Regions from separate parts of the Mus musculus genome. Here region 2 is linked to region 1. Evidence: chromatin loops called from intact Hi-C (ENCODE). Cell type or tissue: heart. All regions are shown on one strand. Links, peaks and the distances in the headings refer to the core of each region. The heading gives the core; the rest is flanking DNA.

What was found. Peaks named below come from ENCODE experiments on the same cell type or tissue, not always from the same donor. Only the 100,000 strongest peaks of a DNase experiment are listed, where the experiment ranks them.
Region 2: it touches region 1 in a loop (2.0-fold over the local background); 2 of 42 quality-filtered maps call a loop at or near these places.

The regions. Positions count from the first base shown.
Region 1 is chr10:37,392,266-37,402,687 of GRCm38, reverse strand. No RefSeq gene overlaps it. Among named protein-coding and RNA genes, the nearest start is that of Gm31202, 33 kb to the right of the region's middle. In heart, for the core only: no CTCF peak of the experiment used is centred there; a DNase peak (open chromatin) is centred at 5,037; H3K4me3 peaks cover 982 bases; H3K27ac peaks cover 980 bases.
Region 2 is chr10:37,477,864-37,488,285 of GRCm38, reverse strand. No RefSeq gene overlaps it. Among named protein-coding and RNA genes, the nearest start is that of Gm31330, 46 kb to the right of the region's middle. In heart, for the core only: no CTCF peak of the experiment used is centred there; a DNase peak (open chromatin) is centred at 4,525.

The sequences.
Region 1 (10,422 bases), core at 1,468-9,467:
TTCTCCTCCACAGTAGAGAGACTGCATCATGCTCTGATTTTTCCTCATCTTCATTTTGCAACCATGAGAGAAGCCTGCCAGGGATGAGCAGGATACATGTGTGGAATGGGACAGAGCTGTAGGAGTCTGGGAGCAGTAGACCTGGAGCCCTGATTATACTACACTGGAAGCCATCCTCCAGCTGGCATTTCTCACTGCTGAGCCAATAGATTCCTTTTATTTTTAAGCCACCTTGAATCTAATTGATTTAACACTTTTCTCTCACTCAAAGCCAGTTGTCTTCTAACTAATATACTTGGCTATTCTACACAAACATGTGTAAGAATGATTACATTTCAAAATAGTAAAATTAAAACAAACAAAAAGAAAAAAGGCAAAATAAAAATTAGATTTATGTTAAGATTATATTCATTGGCCAATTAAATCAAAACACAAGCCACTCATTTTAGACATCAAGAACCTTGTTTGATTCCTTACTGCATTCCTAACACCTAGTGTTTGACATTTTTAAAAAGAAATACAGAAAAGTCCATGTTAAATAAGCCTATAGTTATGGTTATGTAGAACATTTTTGTCTAAAGCTATTGGCACGAACTTTCAAGTACTAGGAATTATCATTTTCTTGGTATGTCAGATATCTCAAGCCTGTGACTAAGAAGGCATCTAAGCATCCATGTGGTCTTGTTCAAGTGAAATGACTTGGTTCTAACCTTACCAAAACTGAAAGGGTATATTACAAACAATATATATATTTACATATATTCCAAACGCTTCTATCAATAAATGCTTGGATGTGTTTAGATAGAATATCAGTTTACTTGTAAAGCTTATAAAGAATGTATAACCAAGCTACAAGATGCCTCTAGCTTCACTATTTGTAAAATAAATAACACTAAGATCATTTCTAACTCAAAAACTAACATGAGTTTAGAATTCCTAAGCTATTCTCTCTTCATTATGGTGATCAAAGCTATTCACATTTGCAGCCTATTTTCCTGTTAGTCTTTGTGTGTATTGGGCCTACTGGTTCTGTTTTGGTACTCAGACTGCAATAGCATAATAGGCAAAGATTTCCATGTCCAGAGACCAACAGCACTTCAGCAAGCACTGAAGCACAACTGATTAAAGACAGCATGAATCAGCTCTCCTCTTTACTGAAGGAAACACACACACACACCTCTTCAGAAAGGAGAGGGGATGGGAAGCTTTATGGACAATATGAATCTAAAAGGATAGTATACCAAAAAATGGCAATGAATGGGGCAGGGGTAGTTGAGAAAGGCAGGTATGCTTATACACTCTCCTTGGGGTCAACCATCACCAATATGCTTATATTTTGTTGATGGAGAAGAATTTGAATCTCTGCCAAACTGGTAATAGGAAATGCTTGGCTCTCCATGTGTTCCCCACCCCAACATCTGTCACTGGAGGAGAAGTTGCAGGCAGGAGAAGGCTGAAGGGACTCGAGTCCCACAGCCCTGGATGGTGGAGGAGTGACAGGAGTCCTCAGCACAGTACAGGTGGCAGCCAAGTGGTAACTTTCATGCCAGATGGGAGAGTGTTACATGCTGCCCTCTGGCAGACACAAAGGCCATTGGAGGGATCTTAGAAACCCTCTACTTCTCAAATGGACATATGGTGCCAAGAGGAAGATGCAGAATTTTACCCTAAAAAAATAGTGAACAAAACAAAGATATTTCTTATTTGGAAGGGAGCCACACGCAAATGAAATTACCAGTTTGGATTTTCTGATAAACATAAAACTCTCATAGTAATCTGCAGAACGAGAAAACTAACAAAATCAGTCTTGTCAGTAAAGGACATTCTTCAAGGGAGATATGCCCAACTTCCTTTTACAATCCAATTTCTTCTCTCCACATTAAAATATTGCCTACCCTTTGTCTATCTGCTCATCCCTAAGTTAAACTTTCTTCATGTAACTGACTAGTGGAGAGAGCAATTCCACTCAACCAACATTCCTGTTGGCACGGTAATGGATTCCTTCAAATAGGAAATTGCTACTTTAAAAATCACAGGACGCTTTGAAATCAAGAGAGCTGAGATGTCATTGTGAATTAGCACGGCAGACAAACAGGATCTGGAATGAATTCCTTCCACATTATTTGGACGTGAAGGAGGAAGTAGGTCAGAAAATTATGACCCCTGCATATTTAGCCCAATATACATCCTCATTCCAGGGAGCTAATTGTGGGCTATTGAAAATGAAAGTTTAAAGAGAATAGCATGAAAAAGACATTCTCATAGCTTCTCCTCTGAAGAGCCCATAAATAGCTTGGAAGTTGTCTCCAGGGGACCTTTGCAACAGCTTGTGGGCGGGTAGCTGTAATTAAGAGCAGCCAGATGAAATGTAATCTATTTAAACATCGCCACCATTTTTTTCTTAAAATTATGATTTTTCTCTAGTTTCTTGGCTCAAGAGATATATTTCATTACCCTCCTCGTCTTTCTCAGATATCAAAGCAAAAGTGCAACCCAGTGAGGCAGAAAGGAAAACATTTCTATGAGTGCATAAAATCTTTCAAACTGGGAAAGCACTTAAAAGTGACTAACAGCATCTTATCCTTGATTTCTGTATTTATTACCTGTGTATGAGAACATGGGATATGTAATCATTATAATATTAGGTTCATTTTTTCCCCTACTGAATGTAAAAATGTTCAATCATGAAACTGGAAAGGGTTGGGAGTGATAGGAGAAAGATCTGTGCTTCTTTGAGGAATTCAAATACTGGAAGAAGAAACCTGAAAAGTTATTTTAAAAATTTATGAAACTATACAGAACAAACTAATAATTTTTAAGAACAGTGAGTCAATATATTTCCTAGAGGAAGAAATATATTCAAACACTATTTTATCCCATGGATTAACTGTTGCCAGGACTGAGACATTACCTTTTCTTTCTTTTCTGGAAAGAAATGGGTGCCCCTTTTTGCCACATAAGATCTTTGCAGAGTGAAGGCTCATAACATACTTAGCTAACTAGCACCCTAATTCTGTGTGTACATTTGGGAAGCAATATGGTGTGAAAATGATCCCCATGGTAACCATTCAACTAATAAATTTAGGTTCAGAACGTAATTAGATTTTTAAGCCTTTGGTTGGCCTTCTGTAGAACATCTAATTCAAGGGGTTCGAGGAAAGTTACAGTTTGATTCATTCTTGTACCAGATTGAGTCTTAAATGTCACACCCTAGGTGCCTCTGTCTGTCTGTTCATTCTCATAAACTTGAATGGTTCATGAAATACTATGATAGAATGGTGTTCATAGTTATTTTATAAGCCCCATCAATACCAAATTAAGTCATTAACTCTACCTAAAAATGTAGGCCAATTGCATTTAAAAGATTTGTTTGTTTGTTTGTTTGAGACAAGTCTCTCTATGTAACCCTAACTTGCTTATAGCTCACTATGTGAATCAGGCTGGCCTTAAACTCAAAACTCACAGAGATCTGCCTGCCTCCAAAATACTAGGATTTGAAGATGTGCCACTAAGTCTGGCCCAGCTCAAAAGTATCAATTTGTGGGCTATGGTGGCATATTCCTTTAATCTTCGCTTTCTAGACTCCAAGACAGGCAGATCTCTATGAGTCTGAGGTCAGCCTGGTTAACATACAAGTTCCAGGATAGCTAAGACTTCATAGACCCCCCCAAAAAAAAGTTTTTAAAGAAGTATAAATTTCAAACTTGAGCCACCACAGAGCAAAGAGTTCACATTCTCTGAAATAATGCAGTGTACCTATAAACACGTGTGCCTTAGCATTTGCACACTGTGTAGACATAGCTTTCAGCGAGTTAGAAAGCTGCCTTGATTGAATACTTAAAAATTCTGGACTCATGTCTGCCATCTTTATGGGACCCAAAAGCTCACCTGTTAGTATCCTAAACTCAGAGAATTTATTGTTTCAGAGATTGGGGCACACATACATTCAGGTTAGCTGGATGAGGACCAGAAGTGGCAGCTACTGAGAACTTGCTGGTCTCACCATGATGGTTTACCTCTTAGATTCCAGATGCCACTTGCAAGTACTTCTGTGGGCTTAGTGTTAGGTTTGTCAGTATTAACCTGTGTTCATTGTCACTACTCAGGCTGAAAAACAGGCTCCTCCTTCGTAGTGGAATTGGGTTAGCCGCTGGGGTAATAAAAGAAATATTATGGTTTCCACCCTGAAAATCCCAGCACAGAAAACAGAGATTTACTCTCATTTATTTCATTAGCCCATAATTAACACATATCCGATCATGTCTTTTTATTCTCCCATGTGGAACTTTATTGTATTTTGCTTGCTTGTTTGTTTTGTTGTTATTTTGGTTTTTGTATTTTTTTTTTTATTTGTTTTTGGTGCTGGAGATTCTGGAAGATTCGAGAGCTTATAAAGCTTTGGGATTATCTATTAACTACAACCCATGGGCTGATAATATTAATTCTTTTTTATGTTAATTCTTTTTAGCTATAGAATACATTCCCCAACACAATAATATTTTGTTAAAGCTGCCTTTTTTATCCCAGTAAATCTTAAATATCCACTGAACATATTTTGGAGAAATTTTTATTTTTTTAGTAAAAAGGAGACCACATGGTTTCAATTGGTATTTCGAATAAAAAAACTTATTTTTTAAAATGCACTGAAAATACATTTTGCTTTTTAAACGCACAAACATCTCAGCAGCTGTTATGTGTTTAATTAAATGAGTTGCACATGTGTTTATAATGCACAGCACTGTGGTCTGAGAAAAGCGTCCCTGGGGTGTATGGTCAGCCTTTTGCCTCACTGAACTTTCCTCCGGAGGTCATGGGAAAGGGGTACAGGTTTGGGTTTCCTCTTTTCCAGTCCACATGTCCCCCACCAACTACTGGTGGGTAAACAAACCCATGTTCCAAAGGCGACACCGTGGCTGACCTGAATCATTCTGAAGTGCCAGACCTGTGGGCATAACCTCCGCCCAGCCAGCCCAGCGTGCAGGTCCAGTCTCTCTTCCCCAGAGCAGCAGAAGCCTCACTGGGGATTTGCTTCTTGCTCTCTGCTTTCCCCGGGAGTCCAGATCCCAGATCCCAACACCCACTAGGGCGCATACAGGCGGAGACACCGGTTCTTCCTCAGTGAGCTGAAGTTCTCCAGATGGCAGCAAGCGCCCCGCCCCCACCCCCATGCAAATTCCTGGCAGCAAGAAGCTGTCAAGTGGCTACTGCTGCTTATTGTTATGACCACTCCCCACCCCCTTCACACACACAGGCAGAAGAAAGACCATCTGTCGCCATGGGGCAGAGAGGGACTTTGCAAGTGGCACTCTGTGCAGTTTAGCAGACCCGCGACAGCCTTGGGCTCAGCCATGTCCTTCCTAAGCCATGTCTAACCCGCCCCGCCCTGGCTGGATCCCCAACCCAGCTCCACGAAAGGAGGTGCAGTTTGCTAGATTTCTTTTATGATATTTATTCCACACAGATAGAAAAGCCGGTTGTCTTCCTGTTTTAGTTCTGGGAAAGGAACTGACTTAACACAACATCTCATAATCACTAGTGAGAAATGGGAGCGGAGAGCTAGATAAAAAGTGGACCTGGAAGAGAAAAGTATAACCCGAAGTTCAAAGGACACCGAGGTTATAAGTGTGATTTCCATTCGCTTCTCCAGCTCGACCAAAAGCTACGCGTTAAACTTTGATTTTTATAAAGAGAGAACGAACCATGTCAAAAGATTCTAGGCATTAGAAAGTCCCCAAATATCTTGTCCATATTGGAAATTTGACCCTATTGTTGCGGTCTTTTTTCTTGTTGTCTGATGTTTCTGGTCATATATATTAAAGCACTGCTGTGCTGTAGTTTCTACATTCTTGGTGTTTTCTTAGTAAGGAAAGGAGTTGTCCACTGACATCACTTCAAATCACCCTGTTTCCCTTTATCTGCGTAAGTCTCTTTTATTTAAACAAATAAATAAAACTACGTCTCCATAGACACAACTAAGCTTACAATGCATGTAATTTCTTTCTTTCAAACCTACCACCTATGAATTCTCTTAAGTGTATATCTTTTTTAAAAAATTCCTAGTATTCAATTGTGCTCTGTGTGTAGCTTTTGATTTGCATGTGATAGTAAACTATAAATTGTATTCTCTCATTTTTTTCACTAACATGACACTTTGATCTCACACCAGATACTACCTTCCTCTGAAGAGCCTTTTTTCCTCTGTGTCTTTCATTATGGTTCTAAGAGAGTGTATGACTTCTTGATAAGCACACTCTGCTCTGTCCCTTCTCAGGGGCCCTGACTGTGACAGTACACCCACTACCCCCTGCTCAGGTATGAAATCCACCAGGATACTGGGCACAGCATTGATGTGCTGCCTTCTATTTTCCAGTTTAACCCTTTTCCTCTCTAAAACACCTGCAGAGTGCTGCCATCAGTAACGAAGGTAACATTTAGACAGTCCATTGTTTTGGAGATTTGGATTGGTTGTTTGGTTGGTGGTGGTGGTCGCAGGTTTTTGTTTGTTTGTTTGTTTTGTTTTGTTTTTGACATAGGGTTTCTCTGTGCAACAGTCCTGGCTATTCTGGAACTTGAGTTGTAGTCCAGGCTGGCCTTGAACTCACAAAGATCCACCTGTCTTTGCCTCTCAGAGTGCTGAGATTAAAGGTGTGGTCTACCAATGCCTAGCAACTTTCTTTTTCTCATTCCTCAATTCAGAATCCAAGCATGGTAGAAGATATATTTGATTTTTATTGAGGGCCTCCTGGAAGACTATGGCTTGAATGAACCTAGGTCTCATGGTTTACATCCCTCTATTGATGAACACATATTGTTCTCTCTAATCCTGGCATAAAAAGCAGAACTGCAGTATAAACTGTAATTGGTCTTTACTACTTTGTGGGTTCTTCTTTTTCCTGCCCTTTATTTCACCCACCCGCCAGTTCATCCCCATCACTAGATAAGAGAGAAAGGAGGAGAGAGGGGATCAAGAGATAAAGATCCCTGAAACTAATTTCTCTCCTTCTTTGTTTCTTCTTTGAATGTGACTACTAAGAAGCCGTATCCAAATCCTCTGAATGACCAACAATCACCCCCAACCCCATCTCAAGGCCCTAGCATTTATAGACCCTCTGAAAAGTTCCCAGAATTTCAAACATCACACAACTGCAGAAGCTAACTGTAGCTGGCAAAACCGCACCTCTGGTAAAGCACATGGCAAAGTCAGCTGCTCCGGTCCAAAGCAGCCCCATATCTCCGCACTTGGGATTAAAATAAAAACATATTAGTAAAATGTTTTTATGTTTTTAAAATAAACCAAATTTCTCATGATAATAAACAGGTCTTTCAATGATGGGAAGAAGTTCTCTGGGTGCATACCAGAAGTGGGGCTCTTGGAGCCTAGCATTTTTCTGGAGTACATACAAAATGGGGTAGTTGGATCACAGATTTTTCTCTGGGGCGCATACAAGGAGAGGGGGTAGTAGATCATCACATCTCTCTTCGTGCATACCAGGAGAAGGGTGGGTGGATCATAGTTTCCAAATATTCAATTTTACTAAATACTGCCAAATTACTACTCAAAGAGAGGTTACCATCCTGTACCCAGCATTTTTAAGGATCTGATGTTCTATTTTGAATAACTGTTGGGAAACATCTGTTCCTATTTGTATTCTTCATTTGCTTCTCACCCCCATGCATTTGTGAACTTCCATTTCTATATTCTGTTCATGTTTTATCGGGTTCACAGAGTTTCTGACTCATTTGCTTGATAGCAGCAGATCGATGCATTGGTCCAGCATGTATGTATCCAGTGCAATTATCGCCTGTCGGTTTTCACATCACAAAGGCCTTCCATTCTACATCCACCTACTCTTTGCTTGTGGAGTTCTTTGTTAAGCAGAAAGATTATATTTGGATATTGAGGAGTGCACTAACTTTTCTTCTTTTCATTTGTGTTTCAGGCACTGCTGGGGTCTCCACAAATGAAATCACAAAGATAAATTCCTGTATTATCTTCCATAAAAGCTTTAGAGCTTTCCCTTTCAAAGGTAGGCCATTAGTCAATTGAAGAGTGGGGTTGTTTTCCTTTTCCTCTTTAAATGCAGTGTGTCATGCCAAATTATTTTCTTTCATGTGTAAGCTAATTTTTCTCTCCCTTATGTGAAGAATGTTATCTCAGCCATTTGTATTTTTCCCTATTTTCCCCACTTTACCCTGTCCCATTGTCTACTTATCTATGTGTTTTCTGAACCAGTGGGTTTTTTTAGACAATATTTTTACAATACTTTGTTTTCACTTGGTCTTGACTCTTTATTTTCTCTCTTCACAGTCTTTTATCTTCCTATATAAATTATAGGACTAAGTTTTGAAGTTACTCATAACTTGACTGAAGAAGATAGGACTCAGAGATCAAGTTTTGAATGCTTAATGTATATTATGTGAAGTTTGTTGTTACTTTCAAGTCCTTTTATTGAGCTAGGTCTTTTATCTTTGTCCTACTAGTTGTTATTTCTTTTACTTATCTTAATTTATGTGTTGGAAGGTGCCACATCTTGTGAATCACTATAAGAATCCTTACCGGTGGAGTGTCCTTACTTGGAAGATGTCCAGAGCACTCCATTAAGAAACCACTGGCACTTTCTTTAGATTTTTATCCCATAGTTTTACCCTTTGTTGTGAATTAAAATAGATCAAATTATGTTTTAAACTGAAAAAGCATAAAACCTATCATTTTCAAGTGGCGATTGCAATAAGATGGTGAGTAAACCTTAGAAAATATTATAGTAAAATATGATTTCAAACAATTATTAACTTTTCAGAAATAAATCCATCATTTATTTTTAGATAAGGTCTCATACAACCCAAGATAGTCTCAAAGTCACTATGTCACCAAGGACAACTTTTTATTCTCCTGCCTCTACCTCCCCAGTGCTGGATCTAGACATGCAATCCCATCCCTCATTTCCATAGTGTTTGGGACTGACACCAGCATTTTATGATTTACTAAGCTATGTGCCCAACCTTAGCCATCTTTTTGATGGTCTATCTGATCTGAAATGTATGTGTAAATTTCAAAATTCTAAAAGCATCTCTTCCCTTCTGATGCTATTCTAGAAGACCTAATAATCCTAACCTCAGGCATCTCCTTTCTTTTTACTTGTTTTAGTTTTTCAAGATAAGGTTGATCTACGTAGCCCTGGCTGTCCTGGAACACATTCTGTAGATGGCAGGCTGGCCTTGAACTCAGAGATCCACCTGCCACCTCCACAGGGATAGATTTAAAGGCATGTGCCACTACACCAAGCACCTCAAGCATTTTCTAACAAAGCAATTTCTAATCCTATACTCTAGCTTCAATACCAACCTTGACTATAATCTCAGTGTGGAACTGAGTAAATGTAGTGATTTGAATGAGAATGGTCCCTATATACGCTTGTATTTGACTGATCCCCAACTGGAGAACTGTTTGAGCATGATTAGACAATGTGGTCTTGTTGGGAAAGTGAGTAGGCTTTGAGGTTTTAAAAACCCATACCATTCCCAATTGGCTCTGGCTCTCTCTCTCTCTCTCTCTCTCTCTCTCTCTCTCTCTCTCTCCCCCACCCCTATCTTTAAGTCAAATGTTAGCTCTCAGCTACCCCTCCAGTGCCATGCCTGCTTGCTTTCTGTCATGCTCCCTGCTATGATGGTCATGGACCCATCTTCTGAAACTATAAGCTCCCAGTAGATTCTTTCTTTCATTATTTGCCTTGATCATAGTGACTCATCACAGTAGTAGAGAGGCAACTAAATTAAAACACTATATATGTGACTCTCATGGTTTAGATATACAATGTCCCCTATAGGCTCATGAGTGGTCCCTAGGTGGTGGCATTGTTCTGGGAGGCTGTGGTACCTTTAGAAGGAAGGAACTAAGTGAAGGAAATTAATTCCTGGACATGGCCTTGAGAGATTCTAGCCTAGCCCATTCCTTGTCCTGTTCTGCCTCCTGATCTGCGGCAGTGACAGCAAACAGAAGAATTGTGCACCTCACTACCACAGTCACTCACTACCAAGCCTTACCCATACAATGGACCACATCACCTCAGATGAAAGCAAAATCAATCCTTCATCGGCAGTGTTGTTTCTTGCTAGGTATTTATTTATGGCAAGGAGAAAGGAAACTAATCCAGCCTCCTGTCCTGCAGGTCTTCTGGGAGACTGTACCATTTTTATCTTTACAGTCATTGATGTTTTGCCTATATGCATGTCTAGTAAGGGGCCCTATCCTCTGAAGCTTGAGTTTCAAAAGTTGTAAGCTACCGTGTGGTTGCTAGGAAATGAACCTGGTACCTCTGGAGAAGCAGCCAGTGTTCTTAACTGCTGAGCCATCTCTCCAGACTGTACAATTTTTAAATCTCCTTTTCCTGAGCTCCATTTTCATTCCTTATCTTTACTTTTGCA
Region 2 (10,422 bases), core at 1,361-9,360, 86 kb before region 1:
CTCTGTTAGCATTCCTGGGAGTCCAACTCTCTCCTGAGACCCAGTGGTCAAAGCACTCTCCGCAGGCAAGCTCTCCTCTGGCAGGGAAGGTGAACAAAAGTATGGAGCTCAGATCCACCTTCTGAGTCCCGGGGGTCAGAGCCCTCCTTGGAGGCTGACTCTCCTCTGGCTGGGAAGGTACCCAGGGGTCTGGGTCTCAGCTCATTCTCTTGACAGAAGATGAAGGCCCAAAAGTACTCTGTCCAAGAAGCTCTGTTGCTTCTGCCACCCATGTGCTCTCCTGCGTAGACTGGGTGTGCTAGTGTGCCTGCAGCATGGACAGTTCTTTGTGAACCTTGGGACCCTTTACTGAGTTCGCGCCCAAGATAGGTACTAACTCTTTAAAACTGTAGCCTGTAATGCTCCTCCATCCTATCTCAAGTTCTATTTTGTAAGTAAACACTGAGGAAGGATAACAGATGAGCCTGAACACTTTGCCCAGTAAAGCATTAACACCAAATGTTCTTTAGCTTATGAATCACAGTCAATATGATAATCTGTTGATGTCCTTTTCCTTGGGAACCTTGGAAGAGGCATTTCTTAGTCTCCTCACAGAGGCTTGTAGAGATTAATGGTATTTTTAGAGTATTTTAAAGGTTGTATAAAAGAACAACACATAGCTAATGTCTCTTCATAGTGTTACTTCCCAAGCATTCAGAGAACACAATGAAGAAGAAGAAGAAGAAGAAGAAGAAGAAGAAGAAGAAGAAGAAGAAGAAGAAGAAGAAGAAGGAGGAGGAGGAGGAGGAGGAGGAGGAGGAGGAGGAGGAGGAGGAGGGAGAGGGGAGAGGGGAGAGGGGAGGGGGAGGAGGGAGGAGGAGGGGGAGAGGGAGAAGAAGGAATTTCTTTTTTTAATTTTTTTATTAGGTATTTTCCTCATTTACATTTTCTATGCTCTCCCAAAAGTCCCCCATACCTACCCCCCCAATCCCTTACCCACCCACTCCCCCTTTTTGGCCCTGGGGTTCCCTTGTACTGGGGCACATAAAGTTTGTAAGTCCAATGGGCCTCTCTTTGCAGTGATGGCCGACTAGGCCATCTTTTGATACATATGCAGCTAGAGACAAGAGCTCCGGGGTACTGGTTAGTTCATATTGTTGTTCCACCTATAGGGTTGCAGATCCCTTTAGCTCCTTGGGTAATTTCTCTAGCTCTTCCATTGGGGGCCCTGTGACCCATCCAATAGCTGACTGTGATCATTCACTTCTGTGTTTGCTAGGCCCCGGCATAGTCTCATAAGAGACAGCTATATCTGGGTCCTTTCAGCAAAATCTTGCTAGTGTATGCAATGGTGTCAGCGTTTGGAAGCTGATTATGGGATGGATCCCTGCATATGGCAATCACTAGATGGTCCATCCTTTCATCACAGCTCCAAGTTTTGTCTCTGTAACTCCTTCCATGGGTGTTTTGTTCCCATTTCTAAGAAGGGGCAAAGTGACTACACTTTGGTCTTCGTTCTTGAATTTCATGCATTTAGCAAATTGTATCTTATATCTTGGGTATCCTAAGTTTCTGGGCTAATATCCACTTATCAGTGAGTACATATTGTGTGAGTTCCTTTGTGATGTGATTACCACACTCAGGATGATTCCCGCAAGGTCCATCCATTTGCCTAGGAATTTCATAAATTCATTCTTTTAATAGCTGAGTAGTACTCCATTGTGTAAATGTACCACATTTTCTGTATCCATTCCTCTGTTGAGGGGCATCTGGGTTCTTTCCAGCTTCTGGCTATTATAAATAAGGCTGCTATGAACATAGTGGAGCATGTGTCCTTCTTACCGGTTGGGACATCTTCTGGATATATGGCCAGGAGAGGTATTGCGGGATCCTCCGGTAGTACTATGTCCAATTTTCTGAGGAACTGCCAGACTGATTTCCAGAGTGATTGTACAAGCTTGCAATCCCACCAACAATGGAGGAGTGTTCCTCTTTCTCCAAATCCTCGCCAGCATCTGCTGTCACCTGAATTTTTGATCTTAACCATTCTGACTGGAGTGAAGTGGAATCTCAGGGTTGTTTTGATTTGCATTTCCCTGATGATTAAGGATGTTGACATTTTTTCAGGTGCTTCCCAGCCATTCGGTATTCCTCAGGTGAGAATTCTTTGTTCAGCTCTGAGCCCCATTTTTTAATGAGGTTATTTGATTTTCTGGAGTCCACCTTCTTGAGTTCTTTATATATATTGGATATTAGTCCCCTATCCGATTTGGGATAGGTAAAGATCCTTTCCCAATCTGTTGGTGGTCTTTTTGTCTTATCGACAGTGTCTTTTGCCTTGCAGAAGCTTTGCAGTTTTATGAGGTTCCATTTATCAATTCTCAATCTTACAGAACAAGCCATTGCTGTTCTATTCAGGACTTTTTCCCCTGTACCCATATCTTCAAGGCTTTTTCCTACTTTCTCCTCTATAAGTTTCAGTGTCTCTGGTTTTATGTGGAGTTCCTTAATCCACTTAGATTTGACCTTAGTACAAGGAGATAGAAATGGATAGAGAAGGGAGGGGGAGGAGGAAGGAGGAGGGGGAGGGGGAAAAGAAGGAATTTCGATATAGAATTTAGACTTATTGCTGATTAAAATTCACTCGTGTTTAGCAAAGTAAAAAGGTAAGAGTGAAATAAAGTTTCTTAACATTTATAGCTTAACCACTTATGTACAAATATTGTTTCAACTGTCTTTAAAGTCCCACATGCAGCCTACACTATATAACACATCATGGTTCAGCAAAACTACAGTGTCAGTGCTCCATGGCCACAAAAAGTGTTTAGTGACTACCACAGCGGAGGTAAGTGTTCATTTAGCAAAAGCCAATCCTCTGAAACATTACTCTTAAAGTAGACTGAAACTGTGTCAATCAGTTAGCTCTTGCTTTGAGTGAAGCAGGCTGCCAATCTAAAATAATGTTTCTGAATGGTTGAAGCTTACAAACTACAATAACTGATCCACCTTATCTAATGATTGGCACTGATCTCTTCTGATGTGAAAGGTTTTCCATCACAGCAAGGATGGTGGAGGAAAGGTAAGATGTCCCAGCAACTGGGTAAAGATTTTAATTCTAAATTATTCTACTTTTTTCCCCACAGAGGATTCTCTTAGATCCTCAAACATGATTGTGATTAGAACTTCTATGGTATCACAAGAAAGCAAGCTGAAAACACCATTATAGTTAGGCTTCCATTACTGGCACATCTCATCCCATGTCTGAGGTAGTGCTCTGTCCTTGCCAAAGATCATGGATGCAGACATGAAGCCTGAAGGACGGGTCTCCAAGCTCCTGTTAATTAACTTTACAGACACAAAATTGCTGACCCTGGAAAGAGAAGCTTTCCACCACTAAGAAAGATTACGGAGTCCTTTCCTGTGTGAGAATGTTTTGCTTTAACGTAAACAAACTGAAGAGGACAGAAATGAGGTTCAAGTAATCTCTCATCAGAGTAAACAGCCAAGCCAGTTAGGATATCATTTTCCTGGAATGTGTTGTGGAATCCAAAGGCAGGCACACACATGTCAGGGAACAGGCTGTCCTCTGATGGACAGAGCCTAAAAACTAAGGTAAATACATTCATGCATTCATGTTGACATTTCTTCATAATTTTTTTATTTATATATTTAGATAGATTTTGGATCTTAGGAAGAATCAAAGCATACCGACTATTTGTTTCAAACAACTTAATCCTGAATGACTGTCCCAAGCAGCCTTATTTGGAGGCCTCCTTGAGTATTACATCATGTTCTGGTATCACTGACTCCCACTGACGCCCACTTGTTCTTGAGTTTTCCTTTTATAACAAGATTGACACAACATGATGACTAAAGAAGCAAAGCTTCCCAGGCCAATTGAGTTTGTTAGCATATTTGTAAGACTGCGTTTGTTAAAGTACTGAGTATGCAGTTAGGTAGGAATATATCACCTGAAATTCCAATCTGGAAGGCCTACCACTTTGGCTACCTTCTGAAGATTCTCCATGGTTTGGATTGGATGAGGTGACCACTCATCTTGGACACAAAGTATTCAATATATGTGCACTCGAGGGTGTGTGTGTGTGTGTGTGTGTGTGTGTGTGTGTGTGTGTGTGAGAGAGAGAGAGAGAGAGAGAGAGAGAGAGAGAGAGAGAGAGAGAGAGTTAGTTAGTTTTTAAAATACTTGAATTTGGTTCTGTTTCATTCTGTAAATGTTACCTGGAGACAGAATTGGCCCCATTTCACTGATCCAGCATGAATAGCTGATTTGCTAAACATGCATCCTGGGACAATACCTTTCTATATTCAAAAGCTGATCCAGAATAAATGGGGAAAATCAGAAACTGCTTCCCCTTTTTATTTTGTTAAAAACCTTCTCCTTCCTTTCTTTCCCTGAGTGTCTATTCTCTGAGATTTGCTTCTTTAAAAGACAGATCAAAGATATTGCTAGCTAGGAGTCAGGAAGTTAGTGTCACCATTCCTCAGAGGTCAGCTGGAGAGCTGTGTCCGGCACCATGGGAAGTGGCCCCTGATCAAGGAAACACGGCCATGTGACAACCAAGAATCATCCAGAGCCAGACAAGCGGAAATATTCCAGGAATGGCTTTGTGGTTAACTGTGTTTTCCCACAAACTCCTCAGGGATTTTTAAGGAACCTGTCCAATCTCTGCATGCTTATGTGAAGATTATTGCCTGAGTCCTTTGTTTCTCTATTTTCTACATTGATTGTTGTTAAATGAAACGTAATTGATCCATAAACAAGACTGTAAATGGAATGAACTAGAATGAAACTAGTTCATAAATAAAAAGTAATGGATAAATAGATACATAAAATATTCTTAGGATTTTTTGGAAGGAGTGGTTGTTTATTTGATTTTATTTTAAAGGGTTTCATTGTTGTGCTATTGTTTTGTTTTGTTTTCTTTAGTGAGAAAGGACAATACCAAAGCTTCAAGTTAAAGCCATCTATACCTGCGGAGGTCTGGTAACAGATGACAACCTTAACCTGACCTACTTGGTTTTCAAATGGTCTTGCTCCGCATCCCATTCTCATTAGTTATTGCCTTACCTTTGGGCTGTACTGTTTTCTTTTCTTCCGTTAATGGAGCAATTTCCCTGCCTGAAATGGCACAAACAAAGGTAAGTTATTTTGTGCCAGAATGTTAGCAGGAGCCCATGTAAAGGGAAAATAACTGCTGGTCACATGAGTGGGTGGGCAGAGCAGGAGAAGGATGATTTTCACGTGCCCAATTTTACATGAGTGAAAAGCCAACACAGAACAGATCTCTACTATCCATTACCATGGCTTGCTTGCTTTACCATCATTGTAAAAGCCAAGGGCTTTTACTCCAATGACCTAATTCCTCAACTTCTGTCCCAATCATGTCATCCTTCTTCCTGTGAAAGAATTTCTTCCCAACCTGGTTTCTTCGCTTTTAGAATTAGCCACGTCAACACCTCAGTCTACATGCTTTCCCTTACCCTCACCAAGGAGGGTTATGTTTGAATTGAGTCTATATTATAGATTAATTACAGCACCAGAGAATGAGGTTCAATTTAAAATCAGGGCAGGGAAATTGCTCCATTAACGGAAGAAAAGAAAACAGTACAGCCCAAAGGTAAGGCAATAACTAATGAGAATGGGATGCGGAGCAAGACCATTTGAAAACCAAGTAGGTGACTTCTACCTAGCATAAAGGTTAGAGGTTAGATGTGAAATGCTGCTGTTATTATTGTTCTGAAACAGAGGCAAAAGATGAAGCTTTTCCTATAGATGATTGGTATCACATTTGTTGGTTTGTTAACCCAAGCAAAGCCATGCTTCACGAAGACACTTTACAAATAAACAACAGCAAAATCCATAGGTGGGAACAGGGAGAAAACAGCATTAAGAAGGGAATTCAAAGAAAATCTGTTGCAGAATCCTTTAGTTCTGGGATTCATTATCTACTGCTGGTCACAATCCAATAGTAAATATTTTAGAGTTGGTGCGACATAAACAATCTCAGTAGCAATTTCTTTCCTTTTCTTTTGTTTGTTGTTTTTCTTACATTTTAAAATGTAAACACCATTTCTGATTCCTTATTTGTGTACAAACCACCCACACACCAGACTGGGCTCACAAACTTTAATAGATTGTAATATCTAAAGCCAAACTTTGTCTTAGATAATCTATACAAAACTTTTTAAATTGGAGGCTGGGAAAATGGCCAAGAGGCTTATCTCCCTTGATTCTCTTACAGAGTTTAACTCCCAGCAGCCATGGCATGCAGTATGCCACCATTTGTAAGACCAACTCTCGGGGCTCCAATGCTGGTTTTTGGCTTCTTCAGATACCCACACACACACATGCATACACATGTTTAAAAATAAATATAAATAGATTTAGAACTTAAGACACTGAATTGTTTAAAAAGAATTTCACTGGGTTATGATTCAAGGGTAGGAAACAAGTTTTAAAATTATAATCCAAGCTGTCAGGTCAGAGGGCAGAATTATCAGTTTTCCTTTTCTTCCTCCATTCCAGAAAAAAATAATAAATTTAAGAAAATAATATTAAAAATGGGAGTTTTCTTTAAATTTTCCTTAAAAAGTCATAAAATACCAAAATAATTGCTGTCTAATATAGCTTTAGATGGGACAATCATGTATTCTTCATAAGTAGAATGATAATATTAACTTTTGGTTTAGTTATGTAAAGGGAGAATGGCCTTATCACATCTACAATTGGAAAAATGTATGAGAAAAAAATATCTAGTGCTAAGGAAACTAACTTAAGAGATAAACTATAAAATGTACAGTTGGGGATAGCAACATTTTTTTTTAATCAGAAAAAGTAATCAATGATTGTTTGTTAAAATTCTTTAATGTGAATGTTCTGGAATGATTAACAAAGCTAAGACCATCCTTCTTGGAAGGCAAGTGTCAGCTCAACAGAGAAAGGCACGACCTAGATTCTGTCACTGCAACGACCCTACTGTCAGCAATTTTATTCTCTGGTATCTCTTCAAATACTAAGAAAAATTTAAGCCTTTATATGAATTTTAAACTCTCACTTGTAAGTGATTCCCATCATGTTCTCATCAGGAAGAAGAAGGGGGAGGAGGAGGAGAAAGAGGAAGAGGAAGAGGAGGAGTTGGATAGTCCTGAGCATCCCCAAGGACTGCTAATCTCTTTCTAATGTTACCTGTTCCTCCAGACACCATGCACCTTTAAAGTAACACCTTACCCATATTGTCTCACAGGAGCCCACCAAAAGTAACTGAAGACTCCAGCAGTGTATCTTTGCCTTGTGGCAGTCTCCCTTTGTCTCCAGCTCTCCACAGAAACTTCCTTCTGGGAGTCTAGACCATGACTCTCCATAGCTCTCACACATGGATTTCAAAACTCCATCCCTGATTGCTGTCTGCTGAAACACTATAGCATCAAAAGCAAGTGAATGCTTCAAGCTCAGAAAGTCCTCTGGACTCACATCTAAAGCAGCACTCTGTTGGTTCACACTTTAAAACAAGCTATTTGGTACCTGCATATCCCCAGTTCCTTTTGTATGTTATGTATCCATGCTCACCTGCCACTCTCACTAATGTTCAGATAGGCATTGATTTCAGATTGCTTCAAAAGCTTTGTCATAACACGGCACTGTCCTTTCCCTGGGTGTAGCCATTGGAATGCTCTTTATTTGAACTTGAAATGTACTGTGATGACACAGATATCCCTAAATCTTGACAGTGGAAACAAAAGAGAATATTAACTTTTAACATGACAGCAAAGCCATGAGTCACTCTGAGCTCTTGTTTACTCTTCAGAGTGCCAGAGGCCTTACTGTGGCACAGGTCATGATCCCTGCCAGCCCTAGGAATCATATGATTTTTTTGACTCTGGTTGTAAAATATGTTTGGCTCTCATAATTTATACTATTCCAGTGGGATTCCCCTTATATTTACCTCTTAGATGCTGTCACCGTTGCCTTCTCCTAGTCTCCTAGTTATTCTTCCTGCTTCATATGTATGATGATTTGGACATCTTGCCTTGTTGGGTTGTTTTGGTATTTTCTTATCACTTGAAAGAAGTAATGTAAGATGAGAAGGGTTTGTTTTGATCTCGGCATAAGAGCTTATGGACTATCGTGGTAGAGAAGGCAAGAGTGAGGTAGTAGAATCATGAAGCAGCTGGGTCAGTGGTGAAGAAGCTGAGGTCATCCTGAGGTATGCCAGGTTTTAATAACACACACCAATGGCTATTTTTTTTTCAAGGAGGCCACATACCTCCTGAAATCTCTGTGATCTCTCAAAGAACAAACAAACAAGAACATTTGGGAAATAAATGTTTAAATGTATCATCCTATCAGGAATCCTTCAATTAAAATTATAAAAAATGATCTTCCCTAGCATTCTTAATGAAACACTCACTCTGCAATTACTAGAATGGGGTAAAAGTTCATATGAGATTCGTATTTCTACTTGTTCTGCATATGGGTCTTTCATGCCAAAAGTGCAACAAAGTCAGAGATAAAGGTCCAACTCTGGCAGGCATTATTACTGACTGGATAGTAGATAATGACTTGGAAATACTAATGAAGCACATAAGGAAATTTTAACACAAGAAGATGTATGATAAATAGTTTCATTAACCCTTTTTAGAAATCTGAAACTGTCCTCTTTAATTTTTTATTGGTTTCTTCCTATGGTAATATTATTAAAATATCTCATTTTTAAATTTCACAGCACAGTTACACACAAGTACAGAACTCAGTGTGCAGGTCAGTTACGTACGTGATACTGTAACTGACCATGCACAATTGGGATAGTTGTCCATAAAAATGAAGAAGGTTTTTAACACTGTTGCTTATATTTAACAAAAGATAATGGTGTGCTATGGGTCTGCTTTTATGAATAAGTTTCTACATATACATTTAAATTACACTCATATAAACATACATTTCATATATTTATCACATAGCACACACACACACTTCATAAGACTATTGAGAACTTTTTGTTGCAGACTCTTTTTTTTGTGATTTTCTCTTTTTTTTAATTTAAATATTTTTATTACGTATTTTCCTCAATTACATTTCCAATGCTATCCCAAAAGTCCCCATACCCTCCCCCACCCACTCCCCTACCCAACCATTCCCATTTTTTTTTTAGCCCTGGCTTTCCCCTGTACTGGGGCATATAAAGTTTGCATGTCCAATGGGCCTCTCTTTCCAGTGATGTCCCACTAGGCCATCTTTTAATACATATGCAGCTAGAGTCAAGAGCTCAGGGGTACTGGTTAGTTCATAATGTTGTTGTTGCAGACTCTTAAGCACCATCCTAACACTATCTCTTTAAACACCACCTTTATGCCAACCATCCTTGGTTACCATCCCTCAGAGTGCTCTTACAAGAGTGATGACATAACCTGACTTCTAAATGTCACACTAAGTGTTCCATGGTGAATTGTGTTTCATTAAAAATTTCTAAGACTCTAGCTACATATGTATCAAAAGATAGAGGCCTATTAGACACGCAAACTTTATATGCCCCAGTACAGGGAAACGCCAGGGCCAAAAAGTGGGAATGGGTGGGTAGGGGAGTGGAGGGGAGGGTATGGGGGACTTTTGGGATAGCATTGGAAATGTAATTGAGGAAAATATGTAACTAAAAAAAAATTCCTAAGACAAAAGCCTAATCCCTGTAATCTCATAACTTGACCTTGATAGAGGTGATTAAGTTACTATTGGGACATTATAGTAGGTCCTAAGTCAATAGAATAGGTTATTGAACACAAATCACAAAGACACGGGGACAAACAAAGCAGATACAGTTTTGAGTATGAATATCTACCCATTACAGAGCAAGATCCAAGAAGCAACCAAAGGGCCAGTTCCTTAACATTGGACTTCAATCCTTCAGAAATGTAAGGACATAACTTTCTGTATTTTAAGCCACCCAGTCAGTGACCTTTTGTTATGGAAGCCACAGCCAGCTGGCGTACTGCATAACTTACATAATTCACAAAACTTTCAACATGAAGAGGTGGCCCAGACATGTGCCCACAGACAGGGGAGCCAAAGACTATGATGATGTTAGTGAAGTTATTTACTTCCCACTGGTAAATTGCAACCATTATGAAAGAGAGACTCCAAGATCATGTTGTGAGGATTAATGAAATAACCTTGGATAAGTGCTCCTTCAGAGATTAATTCCATAATTTTGTCACCTGTGTTCATGATTTTTTTAACTCTTCTTTAATGCATCTTGTATAAAGTGTGCAATACCAACAGTCCTTATTAATCTTCTTTCTTCTGTATCATTACTAATTGATGTTGCTAGGACAGAGAATGTTGTGAACCAAAGATAAACAAGGGTGGCAGGCAAATAAGTCAGAAAGCAATGAGTTCCTTCATTTATAGCTCAACATTATACCTCTTAAATT